Linked DNA regions of Mus musculus: all the other regions are linked to region 1. Evidence: chromatin loops called from intact Hi-C (ENCODE). Cell type or tissue: heart. All regions are shown on one strand. Links, peaks and the distances in the headings refer to the core of each region. The heading gives the core; the rest is flanking DNA.

Region 1 (8,373 bases), core at 264-8,263:
CCTCCTCTTCTCTCTCCTCCCTCCTCTCCTTTCCCCTTTCCCCCCCTCTCTCACTCTCTCCAGCACAGTCTCTCAGCTTCTTCCAGTCTCAATGCGGGGAACTCGAGCTGAACTTGATCCCTTTGCAGTTCAAAGGTGAGCAAGCCTGGCTCCGTGCATCCGCGCGACACTGGCCCGGTGAAAGCTCACGACCGGGCACTCCTAACGGCAATTAACAAAGATGCCCAATTCTGTCCGGATTTCCAAAGAAAAGCCAAAGCCACTGGGGCGGGGGTGGAGGGGGAGGTGGAGTCAAACAGAGCTGCCAAGTAGCTTAAAAAAAAAAAATCTAGTTTGCCAAAGGGAGAAAAAGTGCCAGTCGGCTGTTGTCTCGGAAGTGCCCTGGCGCGGCGGGTGAATTCCGCAGTTGTCTCGTCCGCTTTCGCGTCTAGCAGAGTCTGGTGCGCGCGCTCCCGCCGCCTCTCTGGCTGTGGCTGTTCCGAGACACCGAATCGCTCCGGGGAAGCTCCTACTCTCGCTACCCACTAGCCGGAAACCCGCAAGTTTGCATAAACTGGTGGTTGTTGCGGAAAGCCCGCGGGCTCCGGAGTCAGACTTGACTCCGACGCTGCAGCGGCGGCGGCGGTATCCGAAACTACACAGTTGCAGAGAACCAGGGAGGAGGGCCCAGGGAAGGGAGGCGGGAGGAAGGACTAGCCAGCCGCGGCGCTCACCGAAGCCAGGCTTCGCTTCGTGGGGCCGACTGAGAACTGCCCAATCTCAGCCCCGATAAGCCAAAGTCTAGTCTCCTTAGGCAGTTTGGGTGGGGGTGGGGTGATTCTTTTTCCCCCTCTAGGGCTGGTAGACTAAACCCGGCTGCGTGGGTAAGAGCTGAAGTGAGGGTGTTAGTATACCTTCCTCCCACGTCTACCCTCAGACGATGCCCCCCTCCCGCCCCAACTCCCACCCGCAACGTGTCTTCGTTTCGCAATTTAGCATCTGGGTTAGTGAATTGCTACTGGTAGGCTGAGGTCGATGTCTGAGTTCCGAAAGCCAAGCTTGTGTTCTGCCAAACCGTGACGGGCTGCAGTAGTGAAGAGAGAGCATCAAACTCCAACGAGAGCCAGAGAGGATCCTTTTTTGGAGCCCAGACTTTGGAGGTCTGGGTTGGGGAGGGGAGAATGCCTGCCTTTGTTTAAATGCTTGGAATTCCTGTCATCCGGCTCTCACTGGGGATAGACCGTGTGTGCACGCGCCTGGGGAATAAAACACATGCTAGAAGCCTGGGTATTATTTTCTAAGCAGAGCCTGCAGCTTTTAGTAACCGGCAAAGTGTAGCGTCACCTATCTGGATATAAGGGAAATAAACTTTAATGGCAACTTTGTGTACCGAGTATGCTTAACCTCTTTTCTCTCCTTTTGACTTTGTGCCTCGTGATCCTCCCTGCCATTCCCGGGCGTGAGGCTTCCCCGGTTCTCACTCATGACCACCGCAGTCTGCCAAGTCAGATCTCAGGGCTGGTGGTGTATTTCGAACCGAAGCCCACTTCTCATGTATTTCACACTGTCAAAATAAAGACCCTCTACCGAAAGATTAAGAAAAGACGAAGGTAGTAGGTGGAGTTTGTGTCGGGTCCTTACTATCTCGGAGAATGTTGCTAGGAATTTAAGGGTTCCTTTAAAGACGAATTTGCATGCCCGATCTAATGCTCACGGAATCAATTTTACTCTGAGACCAGAGGAGGCAGAATGACTTAAATAAGTCAAACACCAATAAAGTCTAGGAGCAAAGGAAGCGCGCGGTTGTTTGGAGGAGCGCGGCGAGGAGTGTGTTTGGGGGCGGGGGAGCGACAGTGGTTTCCAAAAGCTCTCCCAGGAGGGGCGGGGGTGGAAGCGCGGAGGACGGAACCGTGAGTAGTATGTGCCAGGAGCTAACGAATATTTCCCTGTCCCATAAAGCAGCATCTTTCCGGGAGGGGTGGCTCCTCCTCCTCGGCGAGAACGGCCTTCCCCGTAACCCTCCGGCCGCCGCCACCAGAGCTCTCAGCTCTGTATCTGCAGCATCAGCGAGAAAAGCCTGGCGCGCAGGCTCAGTGCGCACCGCCGCAGTCTGAAGGAGGGGGCTGGCGCCGCAGCGCCTCAGCGGCCGACGAAGTGGCAGTAACGCGATGTCCCCCTCACATTTGGAAGAATAGAGGTTTATCTGAATGCCAGCTTTCTCCCGATCCAGACTGGAATGGGAAGGGGGACGTCACCTCCACTGCGAGGCTTTGCGCTGTGCATTCCGATGCGTGGTAGTGTGGCACTCACTCCCCTCATCGCCTTACTAGAATTTTGCAAACTTCAAGCAATCGTGTGGGCAGAAAGACATTATGCACTCCCTCTTCCCTTGTCAGACCATAAACTTGAATAACCCTCCTCTGCCTCTTCAAGCATTTTCCCGCCGCTCTTGACAAGGGTGGAGGGAGGGACTGCGTGGTCTACTCTTGCCTAGAGTTTGCATATATTTCCTCCCCACGACGATTAGGGGACAGGGGTGCAGCGCGTCCTTCACACTGTAGTGGTTTCCTCTGAGAGAGGGAGGTAACCTCCTCTCGCCCTCCCCACTTATCCCCACCGACTCTGCCGCGGAGCCAAGCCAGCGTGGGAAATGGGTCCGACGTGTGTTGCATGGATAGCAGCGCGGCCAGGCTGCTGTTGGGCCGGGAAACCTTGCTCTGCTCCCTCCCCCACCAGTCGCCAGCTCCGACCTTTCCGCCAGAGAAGTGGCAGCTCCTTTGCCGCCTCCCCCTCCCCCAGCGGTTCCTGTGGACGAGAATGGAATGGGCGGGAAGAGGGTAAAGGGGGGTAAAGTGGGGTAAAGGGAGGTAAAGGGGGTGACACCCTCCTAGCGCCCTTGCGGCGGCCGTTGCTCCCAATCCTCTTCCGCCCCCTGTCTGGGCGCTCACACCACTGCTGTAGCCTCCAGCCCGTGTGCAGGGTGAATGAAGGCGAGCAGTAGTCCCGTCCCCCCCCCCCCCCCGCCCCATTTCCGCAGTCTTAGAGCTAGTGTCACAAGTGCTCAGCAATTTCATTAAATGGAACCCAGGGACTTAATCCTCCCAGTAGCAGACCTCACCAGGGGAATGTGATATCCGGATTCGCTCCCACCCACAGACCCCACCCGGTCTCTCACACCCGAGGCTGCTTTTATCGTCTCAACCTGAGAGGCAAGGTTCACGAGGAAATGGGATCAAAAAGTGTAACCGGCTGCAAGAAATTAAAGAGGTTGCAGTTGCTTCTGCCGCCGCCGCGGCTTCTCTGGCAGACAAAACCGAAAAGGAGTAGTGTTCTAAAGACTGCCTTCATCAGTAACAGGACGTCATCATTTGGAGGGAGCAAAATGTTTTAGGGAAGATTGAAACGTTTACGATCTTTTCTTTGTTATTTAAAAGGAAATGCCCCGTGATAAGCATACATGTAAAATAAAGCAGACATAAAAATGAAATTAATTAAAATCCAGATATCCCATGCTAATATATGTCAAAGAAAAATCGGAGTGCTTTTCTTTGCCAAACACCGTCCTCCAAACTTAACAGTTCAAGTACTTTTTCAGTTAAGAACGTTGGTGACAGAGCAGGGTGGCAGGGATAGTATTTGGGGGTCCCTTAAGTGGCTTAAGCCTTTTAAAAATGAAGACTGGCAAAAAAAAGTAAGGACAACAAAGTTTTCAGTAAGGCTAAGAAGCAAGTGCCAGCGGCAGGGTTTCAGGGTCGGGAGTCTTTCATTTATAATAGACGCTCTATTATTCACAAGAATGCGAGAAAAAGGTTAAATACAGTAAACATGCTAGCCAGTCCTGGAGAGAAATATAAAGCACTAAGTACACGGGAAAGAGAGAAAGTGACTCAAGAACTCCACCAAGGGACAAACAGTGGAAATGACACCCGACATCTCCAAACGCAGTGACCTTTCATCTTTAAGGAAAGGTTTTCTTCCAGGCCCTCTTCCAGGTGCTGCGGGCTGTTCCTACGTCATCAGCGATTGTCCTAGCTACTTTTGGTAAATTTAATATGTCAGTCTTCTTTCTCAGTATTTATAAACACTTACCCATTAAGCATATACTTTTAAACAGCAGACATAACAATCTGTAAATGTCTAGTACCAAAAACAAAAGCAACAAACAAACAATCAGAAAAAAACGATTCGAGTTCTTGGGTAGAGACTTTTGGCTACATTTTTTTTTCAGCTTGAAATCCATGGTTGTAGTACTAAAGTGTGGGAGACTGAAATGGTTGAATAATTCATTGTGATAACAGCCTTTTGATGGACATTAAAACTCAGCAGTTTAAATAAGGAAACCACAGACTTCCTTTTAGGCAGGTAGCAACTGCTTCCATCAGTGGTTACTTAATTGGTCTCTAGCCAAGAAATAACATCTTCTCTGCTATTTAAATCTTGTATGTAAGCTATACATTACAGAAGTAAAAGAAAACAAGTTAGATGCTGCACAAAACTGATTCTTACAGCCTATTGGCTAACTGTAAAACACAGACACAAGGCCAGTGTGATACCATGTTTTCAAAGGTTAAAAAAAATATATCCTTGCAGATAAAATTTAGTTATATAAACATTAATTTGTAAACTATGTGATTTTTATATTTCATTAGAATGTTTTTAATTAAGGCATTTTATTAGATATTTTCTTCATTTACATTTCAAATGCTATCCCCCAAGCCCCCTATACTCTCCCCTACCCTGCTCCCCAACCCACCCACTCCCGCTTCCTGGCCCTGGCATTCCCCTGTACTGGGGCATATGATCTTCGCAATACCAAGTGCCTCTCCTCCCATTGATGACCGACTAGGCCATCCTCCGCTACATATGCAACTAGAGGCACAGCTCTGGGGGGTACTGGTTAGTTTATATTGTTGTTCCCCCTATAGGATTGCAGACCTCTTTATCTCCTTGGGTACTTTCTCTAGCTCCTTCATTGGGGGCTCTGTGTTTCATCCAATAGATGACTGTGAGCATCCACTTCTGTATTTGCCAGGCATTGGCATATCCTCACAAGAGAGAGCTATGTCAGGGTCCTGTCAGCAAAATCTTTCTGGTATATGCAATAGTGTCTGGGTTTGGTGGAATATGGGATGGAACTCAGGGTGGGGCAGTGTCTGTGTGGTCTTTCCTTCTGTCTCAGCTCTGAACTTTGTCTCTGTAACTCCTTCCATGGGTGTTTTGTTCCCCATTCTAAGAAGGAGCGAAGTATCCATCATTAGACTGTTTTTAAAATAATTTAAGAAACTTGATAGAAAAGATTTCTACTTTAAAATTGGCAAAGATTTATGGTTGGTTGTTTTTCCATTTATACCGTTTTAATTTGCCAAAAATATTCGATCTACACAGGTTTCCAACTTATGCGTCACATTAAAAAAGGTCCAACTAATTACACTGAGAGAGACATTGTGCCTTATTTACAACAATTTATGGGACATTTCAAATTTATAATTTTTTTCACACATTCTCAACAATCTGAATTTGGAAAGCCAAAGGGACTTTGCCAAATGTAGGCAAGCGTTTGGGGAAAGACTTTTGGCAGTTTAAAAGCAGTGCATTCTACTGAGCATCACTTGAAGCTATTACTTGTCAGTCACTATGGCAAATTTGAATGTGCCAGTGCAGCCTGCAGGATGAACTGGAGACATGTGCTATCTCTTCATTATAGATGCAGGATACTTCAGACATAACTGTAAGCAATTAACACTGATGAAAAAAAATATATATATAAAACATATATAAATAAACTATATAATATATAAATAAACTATATATATGTAATATATATATATATATATATATATATATATATATATATGATCTGAGGGGAGGAGGATCTCATTAAAATAACCCAAGTAAAGGTTGCATTAAAACAAATGACCATGCTTGAACAAGAAACCACTGAAAACTATGAATTAGCTCTAAAATGCTAACTCCATTCCTTATATTAATTTCCCACATTGTTTGGGTCAGAATTGTTTAAAACAATAATTGGTTACTTTAGCAATCATGAAATTTCCAACGATTATCATTGAGACTGTTCACTGACTTGCGCTCTAGTCTTAAGTTAAGCTACCAGTTCTGGGACCCCTGCAGGCAGGATGAATCTCTTTGCTAGCTTTGAGCCACTTGAGTGGAAGGGGAATTGAGTGGCTGGCTGAACTAAATAGCTTACCTCTCTGTAAGAAAAGCTGTTTACTAATCTCACTAGAACCAATATCCAGGGATCATCAATGAGTTTCAGACAGGCATGCTCTTTGGAAACCAGCACTATATTTTAGCTGCTTGTTTCAGTTCTCATCTAAAGACTCCTTCCAAATAAAGTGGATTAAAAAGATTTTATGAAGATTGACACCACAGGTTTCATCTGAGGAACCATATAAAACCTCAGTTATACTATTCGGTGATGGGTAGACATACAGTTCTATTTGCAAGATAACTTTTTCATAAAAGTGTTGACACACACACCTGATAGCTTTTTACATGGGCATTGTTAGCTATTTCTCTTATTTGGAAACGTTAAAGAGTTTAACACCCTGAACAAGGCTTTTAATAAAGTATTGCCAGATGACAGTGGGATATGAGTATAAAGAGAAGTCTTTATATTTGTGGTTCTGTCGTTGATTTCCTGTTTTGTGTGTGTAGCAAATTCTTAGTATTGTCTCCAACTGACTGGGGAAAAAAAGCAGAAACTCTGCCTATAATAGTGTTATAACTGTCACACAGCCTTATAAGATGCAAATGTGGGAATTCAGTTTGATTATTTAAGAAAACATTAGGTTTTTATTTTTTTCTATAAGTAAGTGATAGCAATGGTTAATAACGGATTTGGTTAGTAATAGTTTCTTTGGTCATCAATGTGCACCCAAATTCAGCACTGAATTTAGGTTCCTTTTTCTTTTCCTGAAGGTTTCTCGGCTTCTTCCTCCAGATGTTAGATATAGCTTTATCATATCCCTCTACTTGCAGGGCAAAAAGTCGAACCCACCTCTGCCTTTCCCATGCTATAAAGCTTGTCTTTTCATCCAACAAAGAAAAAGCATTGTTCCTAACCTTCTTTAAAATACCAGAGATGAGGGCAAAATACAGTGAACTTGAAAAGGTATCTTTTAACTTTAGGTAGCACTCTCATTTCCAGTTTATTTTTTCCTATAAAATCATGATTTTCAAAGTTCTATAAGCCAGTGTTCCTTTCACTTCCCCAAAATATTCTCCTTAGTCGTCATGAACCTTGTTCCATCCATCCTGAATTACTCCCAAGCTTGTGATACTGTTGGAACTTAGAGCAGTTCTCATTTACACCAGCATCCTCAAGATTTTCAAGCAGCACTGGGGAGGGGTGCTTCGTAGTCAAGTACTTTGATACTTTTAAGTGTAAGAATTCCAGTTACAAGAGATTAAGAACTAAAATTCCTTCCAATCCAGGCTCCTCCTTGTCACACCTATGGTTTAAAGGGTGTTTAAAATGCCACCTGCTTTTTAGGTCACTTTTTAAAGGATTCTGCAAATGGTAGAGTTGAGAAAGCAATATATATGGATTGAATGTGTTAAGCTGTACTATTGTGGATCCACACTTGCTTTTGTTCATGGTTAAGTGGCATTGAGCCCATAATGTACCAGCTTTTAAGAATTTCCCCAGCACCAAATTTGTGAGCTTAGAAACTATAGAGGCATAGAATGTGTAGTGCCATTGGATGTGTTATGCTATGTTCTCGAAAAGAGGGTCAGAGCAGAATCAACGTTTAAGGTCCAGACTCAGAAAGCGGACAAAGACATGCAAAATTCTGGAGGAAGAGGGAGAGGAAGGGGGAGGGGGGAGGAGAGGGGGAGGAGGAGGGGGAGGCAGGGAGGGAGGGAGGAAGGGAGGAAGGAAAGGGGAGAGAGAGAGAGAGAGAGAGAGAGAGAGAGAGAGAGAGAGAGAGAGAGAGAGAGAGAGATTCCTTTTGATGTTAAAATGGCTAAGGAAACATGGGAAGCATAAAGATCTAGGATTGGGGGGGGTGGGTATGGGGGACTTTTAGGATAGCATTGGAAATGTAAACGAGGAAAATACCTAATTAAAAAAAAGATTAAAAAAAAAAAAAGAAAAAAATCTACTTCCAGCTGATGACACTTGGGAATCCACAGCTGCAGAGTTTTAAGTGCACTCTTTGTTCCTCACAATAAAATAGACCCCAAATAATTCAACTCTCATGCACCTCTCCCCCTTAGGTAAGTCTCATGGAAGAAGTGGAAAAGTCGGCAGTATTAGGACCTGGATAAGATGCTCAGGTACTGTCATAAAACTATTGTCTCTTCCATTTATTACCCTGTCTTTTGCTCTTCCAGAAGTACAATTGTGCCCTCCCACACGCCCTA
Region 2 (8,373 bases), core at 133-8,132, 55 kb before region 1:
TTCTTGTAAAATAAAACTAAGGGATAATCATGTTTACGTTGTATATGGTTTTCCATGTTTTCTATTCTTTAACAAGGATCCTGAGGAAGAGAACAAAAATTTTATATGCCAGGGACATACAAGTGACCAACTGTTACCCTCTTTCTTTGACCACTGACACTCTGATTACTTCCCCAGGTCCAGATAGAAGAAGAAAAAGATAGATTTTCCAAAGGTGGCTACCGCCAAACTGCTAAACACTTTTGGATCGGATCCCAGACACAAGCATTTCTGGAAGGTCCTGTTTTGTTTCTGTTGAAGAAAAAAAATTCTGAGGTTTTTCCATAATCTTAATTTAAGAAAAAGGCATTTCTCAGAGCTAAAGCAGTTTAAATGTGCTCAATTCTAAGTATCTTAGGGCTAAATTATAATCCCTTCTCAAGATAATAAGTGAAGATTACAAGTAAAAAATATGGATATTATTACCATATAGTGAAAATAAATCAAATAGCACATACTTTCTGTTTAGAACAGTTAAATAAATAGACCATGATTAAATGACGTTTGTGTTTTTGCATGTGACCTGCACAAATCTGGAAAGATGCAGTTTCATATTTATACTTTAAAATGCCTAAGATTAGAAAGAAGCTATTTAATCATTTGTCCTAGGGTAGAAGATTCCTTAGACATAGATACAAACAAGCAAATCTCTTCTATAGCCTCTTTGCTAATAATATTTTTGATTGTAGCGTTTCTGTTTATATATATTTACTTGTTTAATACTTACTGGGACAGGGTCACACTTTGTACTTGACACCACCAGGAACTCACATTATTCCTCCTGCCTCAGATCCGGAAACACTAGATGAACCATCACTCTTGAGTTTTGTTTTGTTTTGCCATAGTAAAGACAAAGAAAATATGGACATTTTCTGCTCAGAATTTGGTTCTCTGTACAACTTAGGGTGCAATTCCTGGACCATTAGAGTTGTTGCATGACCATCTGTCCAGTTTTCCAACTTCTCAAGGAGGAAGATGGATTTCATTTCCCTAGGACTAATCACAGGAAGATGGAGCAGTGTCAAGTTCAGCGATCCTTAACCTCCCTAATGCTGTGACCCTTTAATACAGTTCCTTGTGTTGAGGTGACCCCCAGCCATACAATTCTTATGTTGGTATTCCATAACTATAATTTTGCTACTGGCATGAATAGCAATGTAAGTATCTGATATCCAGGAGGATATCAGATATCTGTCGTGCTACCCCCAAGGAGTTGCTACCCATACTTTCAGATCCAATAGTTCAGTTTATAATCCTCTGAAACACAGATTTTAATGTTCATTATACTGGAACGTACAAATATTTTTAAGGTGAAGGCACTCGATTAGAATTCCTGAAGTCAATGAAAACAGACACCTGAACTCACGTTCTTCCCTCCTGAGCATCCTGTTCGTCCTTCCATTTACATCACTAAACATTTTCCACACCAAAAGTTCTCATTAGCAGGCCAAGACACTCATGCTCTTTCTTACAGTTTAGAAGCAGGAAGTTATAAACCATTTCACACCACATTCCCATAACTAAGGAAACCTGCCAACACACATGAAGGCCATACTGACTTGTTCCCTACAAGAAAGGAAAACTGATGTATTATCTCAAGCCAGGGCCACTGGAACTCAGTGCATTAGCAAGCTCTGTGGGATCTGCTTTTAGAACAGATATTGCTTGTTTGAAAACAGAGCATGGGATGATGTTAATCTGCAAGAGACTGAAGCAGCTCGTGGCCCTCTAATCAGAGCACAGTGCACTTGAATCATCCGCCCTTTCATTTTCCAGCTCGGGCTACCCACTGAGCCCGCTCCGTTGGCCATTGTGAGTACAGCGCTCTTAATAAACTCAAGGGGTGTTTTGCAAGTACAAGCCTGTGGGATTGGACACTTGAAGCAAAATTTTAGCTGCATAATCAAGATTATAGCTGAAAACACCAATTAATGGTGGGGGGGGGGTTTACAAATAATCAAGCTTTTGCTACATAAAAACTGTTATACACTAAAAATAACACCTAGGAAATGTAGCCCTGACTTTGCAAGGCAGCTCCTCAGAATGGCAACAATAAAACTATCGACAATTCCAGCTGAAATGTAAAAGGGAGGAAAGGTGACTTTTTAGCTTAAGAGAGCATTGTAAAATTGAAAGAGCCACTCCATGTGTAATTCTGTAGTCTATTATTTAAACTTTAATGTGAATAAAATTTGCAGTTTTGTGGATCTTAATGGAATGAGATCCTCAAGTCTAAATGGAACTTATAAAATGATGCTAATATACACTGGATATCATAAAATACCTCAAAGTAGGGGGATTATGTCATAATGGCAAGCACAATTAAAGGACAGATATAGGCTTAGAGAAACTCCCTTTTGCTTGACAACTGGGAAGGCAAGCCTTGGATCCAAATTGAGACTTATCAGACAAATATATGCATGCCAGACAAGCAGGGGGAAAAATGCAATGAAAGAATATCAACACAGATGGGAAGGAGATAGCTGACTTGCAGGAAACCATGCGGAGTGACAGCTCTGCAGTGTCTCCACACCTGATCTGGCAGCGGGACCTAAGGGGGGGCCCACTCTTCAGCCAAGTCAGCAAGTCTGGAGGCAGATGTGGCTCTGCTAGCTGTGTGCAGGAAGTCCTGGTGCCCAGCCTGCATCCCCGAAAGTGGTTTCTCAAAAAATACATAGAAACTCACAACTCTACTTGTCTAAGCTCAGTAACACACAAAGCAGACCTCTAATTTCAGAATCATCAGGAAAAAAGTCTTTACCAAAAGGGCTAGGCAAACATTTATTTGACCTCGATCTGGGTGCCTCGCTAGATTCAATGATTTTTAAATAATGTATGGGAGTAGAGTCACAGTCGTTTAAAATCAATGCTAAATTGATCACCTGTTTTTAAAAACAAATGTGCGTTTCATACAGGTACCTGAAGCTATCCTATCTGTACCACTACATGGAATCAGATAAGACTGCTACATCTACAGAAGTTCCTAATGTATCCAGTGTAATGGGCAGCCACATAATTATATGGATAAGGAATAAAATATTCAAAGCTAGAAGGAAAAAGTACAACTTAAAACATCCCTTCCTACTTCTGTTTTAAGATTTACTTTGTTTTAATTGTATGTATACATATGTCTAGCTTGTATGTATACATATAAGTTATACATATGTATACATATAATACGTATGTGTGTCTTTGTGGGGATTGATACTGGTAAGTGCAGTAGCCCTCAGAGGCCAGAAGAGGGCGTAAGATTCCTTGGCGCAGGAGTCAGACAGTCATGAGCTGCCCGATGTGGGTGCTGGGAAGCTAACTCCAGTCCTCTGTGAGAGCATCCAGTGCTCTTCAAGGCTGAGCCATCTCTCTACCCAACTCCTACCTTCTCAACGCCATGGTGCCACAACGCATCCCATTATTAACGTCAAAGACTATGAAAAAGTTGAGAGCCATGGGGTTCATGATAATAAGCCTGCTGGAAAAGTGAAGTGGATAGCATGTTCCACAGATAAAAAGTACACTCAACAAGGGCAGATGAGGCAACCAGAATTGGAGTTCTGCCTGCTTCTCTGAAGATTTTAATTTAAGATCACTTACATCTTCCGTCTAAATGTTTGCTTTAGAATGAGGCAAAAGTTTTTCTCGAAAGTTTAAGAATTCTAAAATGCAAGGAAGGCCCTACAGTCACCCTTGCTGTTACATTCCGATTTTAATGCTTTGCTTAAATTCTAAAACTCTTCACACTCGGGACCTTGGAGGAGACAAAGGATTTCCTCACTATGGGCAAAGCTTTAAGGATTTCCAGCCAGAATGAAAGAAAGAGTTTTATTTACTTATTTTTTTTTTTGGTCAGACACTGAATTTTTATGAACAAGCCATCACACTTTGTGTTTCTACCTCTGCACCCTTTTTAAATATGTACCTTGGACTGCTGCTGGCAAAACGTAGAAGAGTTAGAGAAGAGGTTCTCAACTGGAGGGTCGCGACCCCTTGGGAAATTGACAGACAATCTCACAGGAATCATTTAAAAGCATTAGAAAAGCACAGCGATTTACATTATGATTCATAACAGCAGCAAAATTCCAGTTCTGATTTAGCAATGAAAATAATTTTATGGTTGGGGTCACTGCAACAGGAAGATCTGTATTAAAGAGTCACATCGTCAGAAAAGTAGAGCCACTCCGTTAGAAGATCCTTTCTGCATTGCCCTGTGCCTGCAGCTACTGTGGGATGAATCATTATCGTTACTTCCTGTGCACCGAAGTTTTCCCTGGAGCTTGCTACTAACTAAGAGCTAATCACCAGGGTTCTGATTCAGCTCTCCAGTTCCGATTAGATCATAGTTTGAAGTGGATGACTGCCGACTGCTAATTCTTACTTGATAACATATTAAACAAAGGCTATATCCTCAAGAAATGGGGTTTGTCTTTCCTGTTAATGACCCATGACTTCATAGTGTATCATTAAAAGTATGGCCATGCTGAGTTTAACAGGTGGGGGGAAGGGATGTATAGGCTTCAGTGGCCACGCGTTATTACTATGGGGAATCCTATTGGGGAAACTATTTACAACCCAATATTAATTTTAAAAGTTAATTTGGGATTACAAGAAAGTCGAGAATATATTGACAGTCATGACCGTCCTTTACAGATAAAAGATGTACGTACAACAGGCATTTTAAATTTAACTTAAGAGAATTACTTGGTTCAGCTCAGCACTTTTTTAAATATATTTTTATTAGATATTTTCTTCATTTACATTTCAAATGCTACCCCTTTCCTAGTTTCCTCTAATTTTATACACACTCGTCTTACAAATATAAAGGCATCATTTAAAATTTCTATATGGCTAGGGATGTAGCTCAGTGGCCAAATGCTTGACTCTCCAGGCACAAAGCTCTTTACTTTAGTCTCAGCCTGACAAAAAAAGAAAGAGGAGGTAATAAAACAAAGTTAACTGTTTCTTCAATGAAGAAGAAATTTACTCTTTGTTTTATTGCTTAAGTAGTACACTGTTTAGTGACGTGTCCCATGTATTCCTATGTCCACTATTTATGGACACACTACCGTATTTCTACAAATAACATCACTTGTATGACATTTAGAAAGATAGCAGCTCCTAGTAGATTAAAAACTGTGTTTTCTTTCTATGCACAATCAGAGGTATCAAAGCAAGCTAAACCTCGTCTCATTGCCTTTATCACACATTACAAATCTTAAACCAATTTGTTTTGCAAATGAATACTTAGGAGAGAGAAAATATTAATTAAGACTTTAATTGGGTTGTGTACTTCAAAATAATATAGAAACATCTTACTTTAATTTCTTATAGTTGAAAAATTACATCTTACTTGTAACAGTGGTTTGGTTTTTTGTTGTTGTTGTTGTTGTTTTGTTTTGTTTTGTTTTTTTTTCCCTTTTTTCTTATAAAAGGAAAGATTCCTCTGGGACTATATCCCCAACCACTCCTTCCTGTGACGTCTTATCAAAGCCTACTAGTGCCTCTTAACCAGCGTCATTTGGTTCCTTTTTGGGTCTCAAGGCAATTTGGATCTTCCCTACTCCCTCCCAATTATAAATATGCAAGTTAGATAATTGGCCCACCCCATTGACTGACGCATTGCCTAAGCTGAACAGACAGCCATCCTGTAAAAAACACTAGCAATGGGTGGGGGAGGAAGTCTAATTAATCAGCCTGAATATCTGAAGTCATTATTGCTTCAACTCCTCTGGTACCTTTTTCAACTCTCTCAACTATTAAAACACCCAGCGCTGTCACCCACCTGCAGCCATCACAATCACACTGGAAAACAAGGTAAAAGGTTTACTGTGTAAGTATATGGGAATCACATATACTTCTATTTATTCTTGACGTCTTAGATTTCACATTTAGATTCTCAAATTCCAATAGCTAGAAAGACAATTGCAAATGTGAGTGAAGAAAAGAATCTTTCCGCAGGGTCACAGAATTTTATGATTATCTTCACTATAAATATTAACTTAAAACCTGTGAACAAAATCAGTAGGAAGAAAATTTTGTGTGCAGGTCGAAGGTAGCCAAAGGTACCTGAGCCTAAAGAAACAAACAAAGTGAAAACTCAAAATTCATGCATTATAGAAATCTCCGTAAGAACAATTTGAGCCACAATTACAGGACAGAAGGCTAGGAACACAACACACAAAGACATCAGATGTCATCATGAGGCCTTTTTTGATTTGAGGTGACAAAATGAAATTTATATATGAAGGTAGTAGGAATTATTCAAGCTGATTCTCTGATATTATGGCCTTAAATTTATCTTTCTGGCCAGTTTTCAGAAGCAATATGCAGATAATGAGATGTGCTGGCTGACAGGTGTCATTACATTGTTCACACATAAATGCAAGTACCACAAAATGTGCTAAGTGGCCCACGCCCTACAATCTGTGTCCCTCAAGAGAGCTACCTCATTTGCAAAGGATGTTTCTTATATAAAATATACATGTGATACAGGTGAGTAAAAAGGCCAAACATTCACTATGTCCATCATATTAGGTAGAACTTGACTTCCGTGCTCCTCTCCTACAGCAAATCACAAGGCTGATATCTCAAAACTCACCAGTTTCATTCACAAACTTCATTCCATTTAATAATGTCACATGAAGATTTTGCAGTAATGGTTACTTCTATGTATTTGAGGAAAAAGTCTGCTGTCATGAACTGACTATGGTCTATTGTATAGATAAAACCATTACGGTAAACTATAAACTGTAAATAGTTTATGATATATATTCTTGAATCATGTCTTAAAAGTATATACAAGGATGGATGGTTGATGCCCACATCAGTTTGCTCTACATGCTAACATACTTATTAAGCACAAATTAGCAATTTTGAGTGAATATTTTCTAAAATATGTTTCCTATAACCTGAATTCTAAATCATAGATTTTAAATATTAAAAAATTATTAGAAAAATGAGTTAATGGCATCTGAGTTCAAGGATGTTTACTTAGGAACCATATCAAGATCCTTACACCTGTATGTTTTTCTTGTGCTACTACTTAAAATAGAATATAGCTGTCTTTAACATAGCACATGTTTCTGGTATTAAGTGCTTTTAAAATACATATATGGCTTGTTAAAATAATGAATTAAATGATAAGAAACATGTTGTAGGTGGGAAACTAGATATTGGGAAATTGTGTGAAAATTCCTACTTCACAAACTCCCCCCACGCCATCTTAATTTCATTCCAAATAGTAGAGAGATGTTATGTGATGATTTAGTGGTTTGAAATGCGCACATGTGCCAAAGGGCAAGCAAACGTACAAATGTAAAGCGACAGGAGGCTGGGTACCAAACAACTACAAGGTGAACAGAATAAACTTTCAGTTTCTTTTTCCAAATGGTCTTTTAGATTATTGAGACCCTATTTCATCATTAATGAAAAGGGATTTGAGAAACAGCAGAGATCAAAAACAGAACTGATCCTGAAGTCCCAGGCTAACAGAGTCCCCTGGGATTACATTTCCTCCTTCTGACTAGACAGCTATCCCCAGGAGTACCAGCCCTCCTTGCTAAAACGCTGACTTTCTGGCTGGCTAATGAATGTGCCCTCCGCATTATAAGTTTCTCCCCCTGCTTCCATGTTTACCTGCTACAGCCATAGACGATTTCCTGTAAGCAGCTGAGGAGAGTGCTTGATATTCAAATGAGTTTACCCTGAATTGTTTAGAGAGCTTTCTGAGAAATCATCTGTAAAGGACTATGACTCCAGTCTGAGTTCTGCTATGGGTATGCTTGTAAGAAGGGATCCTCATTGACTAATCTCTAGACTCTCAGGGCTAGAAAATAAAGATTTAAAAGTCATCCTGTTGGTGCTGGTGAGAGGGCTCTGCAGGTAAATGTTGCTGCCACCAGGCTTATGACCTGAGAGCTATCATGCAAGCCCAGATGTGAAAGGAGAAAACCAACTACTGAGTGCTGCCATCTGACACACCTGTGTCCACATGGATACAGACATACATACATACACACATGCATGCATACGCATACACACACACTCACACACTAAATAAATAAATACTAACAAATAAAAAGATGCAGACAAGACTTGAAGTGCCAGGGTGAGGTTATACCAAGGGAGGCTCCTACTTGCTCAGAAAAGAATGGGAGGTAGAAAGAGGGCTTTTGTGTGTGAGTGTGTGTGTGTGTGTGTGTGTGTGTGTGTGTGTGTGTGTGTAGGAGGAGGGAACCAAGAGAGGGGCAGTGAGTGGGATGTAAAGTGAATAAGTAAAACAGTTTTTTTTTAAAATTAAAGATGTAGACAATACAGGCCAGATATAATATATTTAAATAA
Region 3 (8,373 bases), core at 133-8,132, 230 kb before region 1:
TATAACCAAATTTCAAAAAAAACAGTTTACCATTAGAAATCTCATAAATAAATTTTAATTGAAAGTAAAAGCTAAATGCATATGAACTTATAAGTGCAGTGCTAGTATGCATTACACATGACTCAGTACTTCAGTTTGGAACCACCTTTTTTGGGTAATCTAGTGCTTTGAGATTCATGCAATAAATTCAAGAAAATGCCTTCTTTTATTACCACAAAAGGTCACACAGTCTTGAAGTTGCTCTTTAAAGTGTACTTTCCTACTGTTTTATATGTACTACCATTAAAGGTAGAAGAAAATATAGTTATGTATAAAGCATACCTTATTGTACATTAGTTATGTTTCTTTTAGGTTTTACCACTTAATAATTTTATTATTTTAATTATTCTTTAATGAATGAATTTGAACTCTGCACATTATAATGAGAACTTCCAAAAAAGTAGTCATTAATATAAAAATATAGAATTTACTTTTTCTTAGTTAGATTGGGAATGATTTTTAAAATCTCTGAAAAATATAAAGAATAAGCATTATAACCTTTAAATATATTATGATGTCCAAAAATTGAAAATTTAACTTATGAACCATTTCACAATCCATGATCAACTAATTTATTTTGTCAAAATATTGCCAAAAATAGAAAAGTATAATTTATTTTAAAAAACACTATACTCTTCCCCAAACTAAAATGGACTCATTAAACACAATATTGCAAAACATTACACTTTTTATTTTCTGACTTTCCCTTTAAAGTTTGTAAAGGTTGTAAACATACACAAACACACATGGGTGTTTTCCCTGGAATCCTATTGTATTGGTACTCTTCAGCCAACATCAAAGGCAGTGCACAGATTCGTTTGATATGTAGTTGATACGATGTACGGACAGGCAACATTCAATAGCTATGCTGCCTATTTCAGTCTGACTGTATCAATTCAATTTATCCTGCAAAACACCTTGGCTTTTTCTTCCACCTTCGGGACTCCTAATTTTCTGCTTCCACTTTACCTGCTTGCCTTATTCTGTAAAATGCAAGCAGAGCTACCAACAGCATTAAACAAACTCCATTAAAATCATTGAAGCTTCCTTTTTTTTTCATTGCTCTTTGCAAGAATATGTCACTTATTCTGCCTGGCTTTATTCTACCTTCTTCTCTCTGTCCTCTCACACAAGAAAATACTCGCTTCCTGTCTTCAATTTCTGAGAGATAGTCAGAATTTTAATTTTAAGTGACTCAATACATATCCTTAATTTTTGAGCCCTGCTTCTTTCTCTCGCTCACCCTGAAGCTAACACAGAATTATCCACCTCAGTGGGCAGAAGGAGCTTAAATTTATCTTGGCTTTCATTTATATGAGAAACTAGAATTTCAGTGTGCTAAAAAAGACACCTTATAGAAGACACATTATTATATACAACAGAGGCAAAACCTGTTTAATTCATATATTTAAAGACATACCAAATACAAACTTTTTTATTTGATAACCAATTAAAATATAAAGAAATGTCCTTGGAGTCATTATTGGAAAAAATGTACTGTAAACCACCCTCACAAAACTATTGCCCTTCCCAACCTCCTCTTTATTTATATTTATAAACATAGAGCTGGATTGAACTTTTTCTTCTTTTTTTTTTTTTTTTTTTTTTGTTGAATTTTCGTAGGATACCAAGCTGTAGTCCCAATTTCTTTGTTGCTTTGAGGAAATATATATATACCATTTACTTCATTACTTCAACTCACTAGCTTTTCAACCAGTATATCCAAGAAAGAATGCAAAGCATTAAACCCCTGAACAATGTGCAGTCCTCTCATCTAAGAGGATCCGCCATCCCCTTCAATTAACTGATATCCTACTGCCATCAGCTAATGCATCTGTGCTAAGAGTTTTCTTTACAAGACGTTCTGTTTGTTTGCTTGATGTCTGCTGTGCTGATTAGAGGGACAGACAAGCACAAATAATGATGGTTATGTCTGCTTAATGTTTATCTGGGAATCTTCAGTGACTGTCTCTGTTTTGTTTGCTATAAACTCAAACAGAAGGGCACTGCAGTGCAACGTGTCCAGAGGGAAGGAGTGGTGGTGGCAAGCACTTCTTAGGCAGCTCCTGATTCTCTAGGTTGAGCTACCCCCTTTTTTTCTCCTTACAGGTTTCACCTCTATAAAAGAAGTCGAATGTAGATTACAAAGAATTTTTGTTTTTGTCAAACTTTGCAAACAGCCGACCATCGTCCATGTTCTTCCAGAAAAGCAGCAGGTCATGCCACGCAGTGGCGTTTTGCTTCTTGTGTACAGAAATGTTTATCTGCTTTATTTCATCTCGGTGACACAAGCTATGACGCTATGCAGTACATTCATGCAAAAGAAAGCTTCAGCTGAAAATAAGATCTTTACTTCTAGCGTCCTACTGCAATACTTTCAATAACAAAGATTTAGAATATTTGCTAACACTTCTCTCACTGGCTAATGGGTTTGCAATATCATTCTTTCTACCTGCCTTCCTGCCTTCACTCCCTCCCTCTCCTTCCTTTCTTCTTTCCTTCCTTCCTTCCTACATTCCTTCTTTCCTTTCCTTTCTTCTTTCCTTCCATACTTCCTTCTCTTTTCTTTCTTTCTCTCTTTCTTTCTTTCTTTCTTTCTTTCTTTCTTTCTTTCTTTCTTCCTTCCTTCCTTCCTTCCTTCCTTCCTTCCTTCCTTCCTTTCTTCCTTCCTTCCTTCCTTACATCTTGCATTCTTGCTTTCTTTTCCTCCCTCAGCTAGTTTTCACCAACTTTTTCATAATCTCCTCCAGGAAAAATAGTATAAGACTCTCTGCAAAGACTTTATATTTTGTACCTTAATGGCTCGACTATAATCAAGCAAATGACTTTCATAAGTCATTTGCAGCAATGTGATTATCATTCATATAACAGCAGATAAAGAGCATCTAGACCACAGATAACAAGGTGAGCAGTAGGTACTCACAAGGAAATTATCAGCTTTCTAGTTCCAGTAACAGATCTGAGTAAAAATGTCTCTGGATATTGTAGAGTTCTCCAAGGAGTCAACTTCTTCGTTGAGATATTACAATTTATAATAATAGGCCCCAATGGAAAACTTGAGAATCAAATCAGCAAACGACTGTACAGAGTTATAGCTGGTATCATGTCTTTCTGTAGGGTTGTTTTCCATTTTCTTTAAAGCCTGTTTTTCCCCAGGATGTGGCTGCTTGTTTGCCATGTGACTGGTGATAAATGGCATTAACAGTAGAGTTCATTATGTCTAACTTTCTATCTTATGAATGTTAATAATTGAAATAGAAATTGGTATGCAACTTAGAGATTAACATCTTCATTGATGTAAAATTAACAAAATAGTTTATTTTATGGACGAGTTCTCTCTCTCTCTCTCTCTCTCTCTCTCTCTCTCTCTCCTGTCCTTCTGATTTTTCTTTATTTTTGCTTTGTTTTCAAGACATGGTTACAGTGTGTAGCCCTGGCTGTCTTGGAGCTCACCCTCTAGATCAGGCTGGCCTCGAACTCAGAGATCCCTCTGACTATGCCCCCTGAGTGCTGGAATTCAGGTACAGACCATCAACAACTGACTATACAGATCAGTTTTCAATGAGCATTTTTAAAAGCAAGTACTATATTATATAATTCCATGGAGAGACATTTTCTCATGTGGTCATGCAGTCATTTGTTTCTAGAATGAAGAGACAACAAAGTTTGAGATCACTCTCTCATCTGTCTCTACTATAGTGTCTGTGCACGCACACACACACACACACACACACACACACACGAGTTCCATTGGATGTCCATTAACCAAAATCTATTTCACTCTCTTCAAAAGAATAGACTCTATTTCTGGTGGAGACAAAGGATAGTTTCCTTCGATAAGTGTTAATCGACTGCAGCTAGTCAATTCCCGTGCCAAAGGGACCAACCTTCAGAATTCTCATTTGCTATAAGCCACATTAAAGATATTTACCTGGAAATTTATTTACTTAGAAAAACCAGTTTATCTTCCCAGAATTCCTTGCTCTCTGGGCAGTTGTTACATCTCTCCACAGGTTTCTGTTAGGTGTACCAACATTTCTGGGTCCTAAAGCAGAAACTCCTATTTCTTTCCTTTCTTTTCTCTTTGACTCTTTATTTCTACATTTGTCCAGAGTTTAAGGTTTTTTTTTTTCGTTCTTTCTTTCTTAAAGCCCTTGTCACCCACATGTGGCTGCTTGTCTGTCATGTGGCTTGATGATTTTCTCTCTAACCCTCTTCACCTTTTTTTTTTTTTTTTTTTTTAATGGCAGCTGCTGAGATTTAAAGCTTGCCTGTCCTGGGGTTTTTCTTCTGAACTCTAATAAAATGGCCTTTAGATTTTTTTTCTTTCTTAAATTCTTGCATTAAGAACCCCAGGACTGGACTCTCATTTCCCCATTAACATATGGCAGGCAGAGGAGACCGTCTCAATGACTGGTAACACTTACATCTAAATACCTAACACACACATATATGAATGCATGTTTATGTAATTCATGCATACATACATTTCCAATAGTAAAATGCAACAATCTAAAATTATAGCAATGAATTTATTTCCTTTTTTCATAGGTGTTTTGGAAAAATGTTGAAGCAAAACTGTAGCAAAGTGAGATAATTACTTGCATGATCATACTATTCCACATCACAGAGTAAAACCAAGTTCTAGAATTCCTCTCAAGGATATAGCTTTAGAAATAAAAGTAAAACCCTTTGTCTCACTGACAGTCACTCTTAACTAGCTTAGCCTCTCCATTTTACAGATGACGAATCATACTTCTGTCCATTTATTGGCAAAGCTAGAGCAAAATACCAATTTCTAAAATCCCTAGACTTCCGTATGTTATAAAAAGCAGAAATAATATTGAAGGGGTTGTCATTCAAGAGACGTATACTTATGCAGTAGGTGAGAATTTGAAGGGATGATTAATCAGTAGCATCCTTGGTCCATATTGCTCTTTATGGTACTAAGTGGAAGATATTAAATACAGTATACATGACATTTACCTCAAATAGATGTGAGAGACAAAGAAGATAGAGGTTTCTTGTTGTTTTAAAATTTACCTAAGAATCTTATATTTAATGTGATACCTAAAGGGCAATGCTTTGAGATCTGAATATCAAAAATTGGAGGGGGACATGCATATATTCATGCAACTTAGCAAATGACAGTTAGTATTACAGCAAAAAAGAATTTATGTAGGCACTGGCGCTTTTGAGAAAATTAAGTCAAGCACTGAAATTACCATGTGGAAAAGTTTCATTAAGATGATATAGGTTTACAATATATAAAGCATATTTGAAAATGGAAGTCCCGAGCAGGGTCAGGGCAAAGGCATGTGGCGTGAAAACTGTACTCTGCCAGCAAATTAATTAAATTTCACAGCTCCAGGAAGACCATATATTCTGTGTCGGCACTCACTGAGAGTTAGATGTGCAGGGCCTCTGAGAGTGTGTTGTAATCTGCTCATAAATAGAACTCACCAAGGGACATTGACAGCAATTTGGCATTAAGCAAGAGTGTGCATAAGTGAAGAATTTACTTTGTAGTAGCTTTTATTAGTACAGCTCTGACAGCACATGCCTTACCCAGTTTTTTTATTATTGTTTTGCTCTAGTTTGACCTCTGTGAAATTTACTGTTACAGATGATCTCATATTGTCAGTTAAGTCAATAACTTGAACTCAGAGAATCTTTTCTTTTTCTCCACTGGCATTATCATTAACTTAATAATATCTTTGTAGTGCTGAATTTGCTAGAATTTTGGTAAAGATTCACTATAATAAAGAATAAGGTCTTCCAAACTGCTTTTTGTTTCTAAACTTAAATCTACTTTATACCCATATTTATTCTATTTATATATTGCCTACAGTCAAGACCCACATACTTATGTAAAAACCTATTCAAAGTCTTGAATCATTCTGAACTGTGTTTCCCTTTCAAGTCTGAAGAGATATCAAGGTAATTTCTAGACTCTTCAAACACATTAAGTAGGAGTTAAAAAAAAAAAAAAAGAATGACCCATCATGAATTTCTTGTTGTATGGAAAAATTGTTCTGATATAAACGGGAAAGTTATAATACCTAGAACATGAAAAGAATTTGCAACCAAGTAATGGAAAAGTTAAAGAGTTGTGCTATAAGCCAGGAATGAAATATACAGAGATAAATAAACATTTACACATTTTCACATCGTACCAGCCTTAATTTAAGTCTGAAAATACTTTCATTTGGAAAAGAAGTAGCATTTAGCTTTCCTTTTCCCAAAGAAAATACTGATAAACAGATTCAAGTTAAAGGGTAGATTTCAGCTCAACCTTACCAAGGAGTGGTGAGGAGTGAAGGGACTGAGAAGCAGGAAAGGAAGAAGGGAGGGAGAAAGATCATGGAGAACTAAATTACACTAGAGATTGAGCCCCCTTTACATTTTGTGTCATGGAGATTCCTTGTGCACACAGGCAAAAGTCTTCCAGAGGGATGTGGAGTATCCAAACATGACCTACTAACATTGACTTTGTTGGCCGTTAATCTCTACATCTCCACTTTAAAAAATTCCATGAGTAATAAGACAAAAACATAAAAGATCATGTATCCTATGTACCTGCCAGTTCACAGAAAGGAAAAAGGCACAAACTGATTTCTAGGTCTGAACTGATAAGCATTCAGTTTGAACTTCTTTGCTTGTGGTCAGATGGGATAGTTTGAAATGGACATTGCTTCTCCATTATGTCCTAATTCAAATATGTTCTCTTGGAACCACCTCTTTCATTGAGTAAGTGAGGATAAAATTTCATCTTTATGTGGGAGGGGAAATGACTGCTCTGTAAACATTCACTCAACATGTACACTAAAGATGCACACATCAAGAGCTATGTGAAGCTCTGCCCTCTACAAATTCAGAGGTCACTGTGAATGCGTATCTAAGTGGCACGGGATGCATCAGACCCTACACAAGATTCATTTCACTCAAGACACTGCTAGTGACCTTGCTACATTTGACATTACCAATCCTCAGGGCTCACACCTATTATACACAGATCAACACATTTAAAAGTAATCCATTGATGTAGTTAAATTTGTAAGAAAATGGAGGCCAAAATTCTGACACAGGAACCTCTAAATAGGCTGTAACTGCATGTTTTTCAAACAGGGATTGGTGAAATATTCTTCACATGTAACACTCCAACTACACAAATACCTGTGGGCATGATCAACTCAATCTGTTGAGTCAGATGTGATGGCAGGAAAATTTGTTGCATTCAGGCCCAAACCACTAAACATAAAAAATAGAAGCATTGGCGAGAGGCCTTCTGATGTGTAATCAAGCAGTGATCACTTGATAGGAAGCCGTATGTTACTAATTAAAGATTAATCACCTTGTCTGAGATTCATTGCCTTTTCAGGTTTGATGACATTTTAACATACTTAGATACAGTAGAGAGATTCTTTATTGTCTTTGAACTGAAGCTAAACATATATAAGTAAAAGCGAATTGTTCAGTTAATATACATCTGCTCTAAGGACTGCAAACACAGTTCTCCCACACAACCACACTTACAGACACACTCAGTTTTGTGTAAATACATCTGCCAACAGTCTTCCTAGCCCAAAGGCAGTATTGTAGTCACATGTCTTAAAGAGCCAGAGAAAGTCACAGGACAAAATGAGGAGCCTTAAGATCTCCGAAGCAAGCCCCTGCAGGAGCCAGAAAGACTAGTTTCACCAGTGGAAGAGGAAATCAAGAGGACGGGTGTTGCCCATAGATCACTGTGAATTCATGTTTTATTAGTCATGACTCTCCTAGATTGTGCCCTGAGGATCCAGTTCTTTCAAAATGTAATACACTGAATTAAAGGGTATCTTGGGATAGCTTGAACACAACAGACACTTCAATCTTCCTCAAAAGCCACCAGATGAGTTGACAAAAGTTTTTCCACAAGTAATTACCATGCTTTCTGTTTAACCAGATTGGCATTTTGGATATAAATCCAGATATATGTGAATTGGCTTACACCTAAGTTTTTATAACTCAGTGATAGGGGTAGTAAAATATGTTTTTTTGTACCATGCTTCTAAAATGCAAGGAAGACTAAAATCTGAATTAAAATCTAAAAAGTATTTTTATTTTATGATCACTGCCCCCATTCCTGGTTCCCCTTTCCACAGTCCCTTCACCCATGCCCCCATCCCATTCTCCTCTAAGAAGGTGGAGGCCCCCTCTGAGTAGCTGCCCACCATGACACATCAAGTCTCTGTAGGGTTAGGTGCTTCCTCTACCACTGAGGCCAGACAAGGCAACCCAGCTAGAAAAACATATTACACAGATAGGCAACAGCTGTTGGGATCCCCCCCTGCT

What was found. Peaks named below come from ENCODE experiments on the same cell type or tissue, not always from the same donor. Only the 100,000 strongest peaks of a DNase experiment are listed, where the experiment ranks them.
Region 2: it touches region 1 in a loop (2.8-fold over the local background); 2 of 42 quality-filtered maps call a loop at or near these places.
Region 3: it touches region 1 in a loop (3-fold over the local background); 6 of 42 quality-filtered maps call a loop at or near these places.

What each region holds. Positions count from the first base shown.
Region 1 is chr5:57,709,608-57,717,980 of GRCm38, reverse strand. 4932441J04Rik (RIKEN cDNA 4932441J04 gene) reads left to right here and starts at 62. Exons shown (of 5, transcript NR_015588.2): 1 at 62-135; 2 at 8,227-8,286. It also overlaps a transcript of Pcdh7 not described here. In heart, for the core only: CTCF peaks have their summits at 1,315, 2,914 and 3,888; DNase peaks (open chromatin) are centred at 410, 1,060, 2,040, 2,800 and 1 weaker place; H3K4me3 peaks cover 3,818 bases; H3K27ac peaks cover 3,524 bases.
Region 2 is chr5:57,764,769-57,773,141 of GRCm38, reverse strand. The region is part of intron 1 of Pcdh7 (protocadherin 7); the gene reads right to left. Among named protein-coding and RNA genes, the nearest start is that of Pcdh7, 51 kb to the right of the region's middle. In heart, for the core only: a CTCF peak has its summit at 3,273 (motif pointing right); no DNase peak of the experiment used is centred there.
Region 3 is chr5:57,942,715-57,951,087 of GRCm38, reverse strand. The region is part of intron 2 of Pcdh7 (protocadherin 7); the gene reads right to left. Among named protein-coding and RNA genes, the nearest start is that of Pcdh7, 230 kb to the right of the region's middle. In heart, for the core only: no CTCF peak of the experiment used is centred there; no DNase peak of the experiment used is centred there.